Regions from separate parts of the Homo sapiens genome. Here region 1 is linked to region 2. The links are chromatin loops, found by intact Hi-C in ENCODE. Cell type or tissue: heart right ventricle. All regions are shown on one strand. Links, peaks and the distances in the headings refer to the core of each region. The heading gives the core; the rest is flanking DNA. Region 1 has its middle 13 kb from the start of AMTN. Region 2 has its middle 17 kb from the start of SULT1E1.

Region 1 (2,925 bases), core at 202-2,701, 630 kb before region 2:
AAATTCTTGAAAAATATTTATCGAATGAATGAATGAGGCATTTGGTGTGGTGGAAACAGCACTGTAATTAGAATTAGACCTGTTTACACTTCACTTCCGACTTTGTTATTTACTGACTGGAAAGTCACAGGCAAATTAAGGAACGTTGCTAACCTTTAAGTTTTTCATCTATAAATTGGCATTTTCATCTTCACCTTATAGAGTTGACAGTTTGTATGTCTATGAACACTTAGCACCATGCTTGGCTCCTAGTGGATACTTAATATTAATTTTCTGTTTAAGAACTGAGACCCAAAGCTAAGCTGACAGTAGAGTAGTGTCTGTGGGAAGGACATGTTCACTAGGTCACTTTGTTGGTGGCTTTAAGCAACAAAAGGTTACTTCTTCACAAAAGATGAAGGGCTTTTCTCCATCCTTCCTTTATAGCTTCTTGGTTCTCCAGTTCTTGATTACAGTTGCGTTTTCTTAGCACGTGTGGGTTAAGAACAGTTAGCACCACCAGTCAGTTGTTCCTGGGAATCCTGTATTTCTGGAGCTCAACAATTCACTAGAGAATGTACACAGTTCAGATGGGGCTGGGAGCAGCTTATATAACCTGACTTGAGATCCCCACCCTCTCTCTATCATTCATGCTACTAGCTGGAAATTATAATGTTTCTGACATAATATGTACAGCTATTTTGCCCTTTGTTTTCTCATATCGCAATATTCAGATAGCCCATCAATTCTATCTTTGCATAATCAAAAGCAGTTAAATAAAGAAGCAGTTCTTTCCCTAAATGGAATGTTACTCCTTCCAAGGCTCAAACTGTAGCCAGCAAATATATGTATATATGTGTGTGTGTGTGTGTGTGTGTATATATATATATAATTCAGTATATATGTATAATTCTACATGTATACTTCTACATGTATAATTCAATGGAGAAATAAAATCGAACTAGCAATGATGAGTACTATTGCTAATATATGCTCATCACTGATATAAAGTGGAGAAGATAGGTAAAACATTCAAGTGTTCTTTAAGTACTATTTTGGAAGTTATCTGACAAAGTTGTTGTATTTGTCCACAGAAATTATGTAAGGATGCTACTTACTGTTCCTTGTTTTCCATAGTCCCTGGCCAAGGTAAAGTACTATTTACTCTCAGGTAGTTCCTAGGGTTGACAGGTTTGCCTTGGAAGATTAAGGATATGTGACCTGCTGCTTATAGCCTAAAAGAGTGAGCTTCACTTCTAAGGTAGTTGATCATCAGAAATTGTGTGCATAATGTATTATTATTTTGTTTAAGTCTTTTGCTGACGACAATGTTGTTCTGTTTTTAGCATGTCTGTATTATTCTGTATTCTCTGTATGTGCTATTATATATTAGTAATACAGTTAGTAAAAAAATGAGATTGCAGTAATCCTGAGTCACAGCAATTTAAGAAGATGTGATGCAGTGTGATGTTTGCTGTTGCTTTTAAACTCCACATGTTTAGATTTTTAAAGATTGTGCCTTTTAAGGAGACTCGGTGCTTCTCAAACAAAATAAACAAATAAAATAATAAAGCAAGCAAGCCAGGAAACAAACCCAAGTAAACCAAACACCAGTCAAGAACAGTGTCTGCACTTCAGCGAGGCCACCACCAGAGGGTGCCTCTGTCAAGGCCACGCCGTGGGACTGGCGAGGTGGTTTTTCTGAAGTCATATCTGTCTTCGCCAAAAATGGGAATTCTCTATAAAAAGTGAAAAAATCCAATAGTGGTAGGCATGTTTGCAAATTAAAAAGATGCTGAAGCTGCAAGGTGATCATCTTTTTAATCAATATTCTGTAACAGTTTCTGACTTACTTCAAATCAAATTTTCTGGAACTCCTTGATTATAAATTTATGCTATTTATTTTTAACTGAATGGAAGTGTAAACAAGAAGAAAAAATCGATAGGAGACCTATTTAGAAGGTACTCTTTATGGTAAATGTGATGTTTGGATCCGTTAATTCAACTGTATATTTACTGAGTCTTGCTATGTCCAGGCACTGTTTAGCCACTCACTCCATATGACCTAGTGAAGGAGAGAGGGGAGTTTGGCGTGGCTCATTTTCTTTCCGAGTGTGGCACTGCCATCTCCTTTAACTTTTCTCTAGGACCTCCATTCCTATGAATCTGGGTAGTGAACAGAGTTGACTCCAAAAAGTTTAAACCAGAAAATTTACCAAAAAAAAAAAAAAAAAAATCAGGGGAGATTACTCAAGCATATTTTAGGATTCCTGATTTGTTTAGGAACTTTAAATCATAAATTGCTCTTTGCTTTGAAAGCCCAGAGCCACAAGAACAGCCTGCTTAATTTGACTTTTCAATGTTTCCATATAGAACCAAGCCTCCTTGTGGGTGAGGAATGTAGCTCAGGTGCCCAGTCAGAGTGCTAGTTTATGGAAAGTGTGCATTGAATTGACTGTAATATCTTTCCTTTTTTAGCCATTAATGGTCCCTCCAAAAAGGTGTTTATAGTCAAATAAGTTTGGGAGAGGCTGCATATTGCAAAGCTTCTTGGAGATTCACATTGCTTCTTGGCATGTTCAAGGCTCTCACAGGTCCTACCATCAATGAATGGGTTTTGTCTAAGATACTTCAAACTTATTTGATTGGAGAATTTATTTTCATGCAACTACTCTTCTGTGGAATACCTTTTAGGAAACACAAAGCACGTTATCCCTTGAAATGTACTTTTTTTGTGAGTGTAGATATGCTGCATTTGAGGCTTAAGTGAATTCTTTTAGAAGATTTTATTTTTATTTTACATTAATTAATATTTTATTTATTTATCTATTTTGAGATGGAGTCTTGCTCTGTCACCCACGCTGGAGTGCAGTGGTGCAATCTTGGCTCACTGCAACCTCTGCCTCCCAGGTTCAAGTGATTCTTGTGCCTCAGCCTCCCGAGTAG
Region 2 (2,925 bases), core at 129-2,628:
CAGGAAAAGACAACAACTAAAGAGAAATCTGAAAAAGAATGTAAAAAAAATGTAGAGAAAAAGAAAGGCAGATGGCTTTTAAACACATGAATACCTGTTCAACCTCACTCACAGTAAAATAAATGTTAGTTAAAACTATGCTAGGTAACATTTTTCTAACAAATTGTCAAAAAAATTAAACAATAATAACACTTTATTACAACTCCTATAAAAGACAATTCATGAATATCTAGAAAAATTACAACTAATAAATATTTTGAGCGAACAATTCTAATTATGGGAAATTGCCTTACAGATACACTTGCAAACATGCAGAATAATACATTTATAAGATTATTAGTATCAGCATTGCTTATGTTAATAAAAGATAGGAAATAATATAGTCAGTAAAGTCCAGTAAATACATCACAGTAGAAATCCTTTCAGAAATAAGGAAACACAGCTGGGTACAGTGGCTGATGCCTGTAATCCCAGCACTTTGGGAAGCTCAGACAGGAGGATTGCTTGATCGCAGGAGTTAAGACCACCCCCTTTGATTAGTGAGACCTCATCTCTACTGCAAATTTAAAAATTGGCCAGATGTGGTGATGCATGCCTGTGGTCTCAGCTACATGAGAGGCTAAGGTGGGAGGACAGCTTGAGCTGGAAGGTCGAGGATGGAGTGAGCAGTGATTGCACCACTGCATTCCAGCCTGGGTAACAAAGTCAGAGATCCTGTCTCAGAAAAAGAAAAAAAAAAGAGAGAGAGAAAGTTTTATATGTGTTGCTATAGAAACACCTGTTATATTTAAAGAGCAAGGTACAAAACAGGCATTATTTGTATAAAAACTATGTGGAACTAAGCATTTAAAAAATATTAGGAAGGTTATACAAACCCTAATAATAGTGGTTATCTAATGGGGGTGAAAAATGAGAATGAGCAGATAGATAGAAAACAAGGATGGGGAGATTCTTTATAGTATATCATTTTATACATTTATTTTTTGAGTGACAAGTTTTGCTATGTTGCCCAGGCTGGAGTGTAGTGGCTATTTGCATACACAATCACTGCACACTATAGTCCAGAATTTCTGGGTTCAAGCAATCTTCCTGCCTCAGCCTTCCAAGCATCTGGGACTAGAGGCGTGGGCCATGGTACCTGGATTCTCTTTTACATTTAATTTTATTGTGATACAATTTGAAACTTTTTATTCTAAAAATGAAAAGGATGAATAATTAAAGTTTATGTAATAGAAATATATAGCTTCTAAAATTAGTCATATAGTTTCCCCTTGATGCTGTTCTTGGATCCAAAAGTGCAGCTTTAGAAAAGAACTGCAAACCCTTGTGAAAAGTTGTCAGAAACCTATTTTTCTCAAATCCAGTCCTCTTTTCTCTCTGTCTCCCTCTTCTCCTTAATTCACATTGCAAATAAAATTTGGCTTCTCTGGTGCCAAATGCATTGACTTGCATATTCAAGAGACCAACCCAAAAGGATCTTGAACTTGAACGTCTAGATACAGATTTCTCATTCCCAATCTGATAGCCTTAATTGAGAGAATGTCTACTTCCTTCTTGGTCATCTGTGGTCAAAAAGAAAGGGTCACTCTTACAAACTTGACTGTTGAGTTTCTAAGTCTGTAACGTTCAGAACATCACTTTTTTAGCTGGAAAGAAACCCCGAAAGAAGTTTATTATCTACAGGAGTTGTGATAACATTTTTGAATATATAATTTCACATAGCCTTTCAGAAAATCTATGAGGAAGTTATATGAACTGCATCTACAGATAGTGCTCAAGGAGGTTAAATAAATTGCTTAAGGTCACAACGATTAAGTGACAGAACTAAGATTCAACTTCAAGTGTGCCCTAAGTCTAGAATCAGAGCTCTAAACCCTTTCACTGTACTCTTCCCTGAAGGCTAGGCTCAGTAAAAGTTACTCTATGAGGAGACAAAACAGTTCAGTCTAATTCTATAGCTCTTTGATGGCCTGGCTTTAACCCAGGATAACATCTTAAATATCTGGAGGAACAGATGAAATTTACTCCCTTCAAACCACTCTCCATAAATATTGCTTATTACAACCAGGCTTTTAATAAGTCCTGGACAGAAGATAATTCAAAGTTATTATCTCTGGCAAGTTATGCTTGACTTGTTCTTTCCTACTTGAGCAAGATACAGAGGCAAGCATGGGGTAGAGGAAGCAGTATGTCCTAACCAAGGAGCAAAGAGAGGACATGGAGCTCTTCTTGTCCCCTCACACCTCTGTGCTCACTCATTTGTTTAGCAAGTGTTCATTTTGCACATACTAAAATAACACGTGTGATGGTTTGCAGTTTACAAAGCATGCTTACTAATATTTTCATATTTTGCCTGTTCCATTTAATGAAAGAAGATAAGTGTTGTTATCTTTTATATTAAAAATGTAGTTGAAATAATTACCCTGCCTTGCTTAATTCATGACAAGCAGACAAGGCAGACTCGCCATCATGTCTGTCCTCATTACTACCCTGTATTTTTCAGTAGTCTATGGAAGGCACCTTGAACTTCCAGGAGAACAGATGATTAACATTTGATTTCTCATCTCAGCATATTCACAATTTTGCAGCATTACTGATAATGTAAACTTTATCTGAGCCCTGTGCTCCTGGAAAACAGTGAAAGTTAAGTAAATCTCTTCACCCTTTTGTGTTCCAGAAGATGTATCACTGCAAAGATATACCCTTGCCCATAGCCATAGATATGACTCATGCGTGGCTCCCTTTACCTATGACAAGGGCAGAAACAGACCCTCCACATTCCCATCCTTTGCCTAGTAAATAATTAGCTAAGTGTTTAACCTCATTGACCAGTGGGAAAAAAATGTTTTTAACTAAACTGTGGTTAAAATTTTCTCCTTTCCCCAAGACTTCGACCCACCCTAAGCTTGATCAGCAAACAACCCC

Evidence for each region. Hi-C counts contacts between places; a loop is a spot of excess contacts. Peaks named below come from ENCODE experiments on the same cell type or tissue, not always from the same donor. Only the 100,000 strongest peaks of a DNase experiment are listed, where the experiment ranks them.
Region 1: a loop joins it to region 2, with 9 times the contacts of the local background. A loop is called at or near these places in 7 of 110 quality-filtered maps.

Annotation. Positions count from the first base shown.
Region 1 is chr4:70,504,043-70,506,967 of GRCh38, reverse strand. No RefSeq gene overlaps it. Among named protein-coding and RNA genes, the nearest start is that of AMTN, 13 kb to the left of the region's middle. In heart right ventricle, for the core only: a CTCF peak has its summit at 1,626 (motif pointing right); no DNase peak of the experiment used is centred there.
Region 2 is chr4:69,876,180-69,879,104 of GRCh38, reverse strand. No RefSeq gene overlaps it. Among named protein-coding and RNA genes, the nearest start is that of SULT1E1, 17 kb to the right of the region's middle. In heart right ventricle, for the core only: no CTCF peak of the experiment used is centred there; no DNase peak of the experiment used is centred there.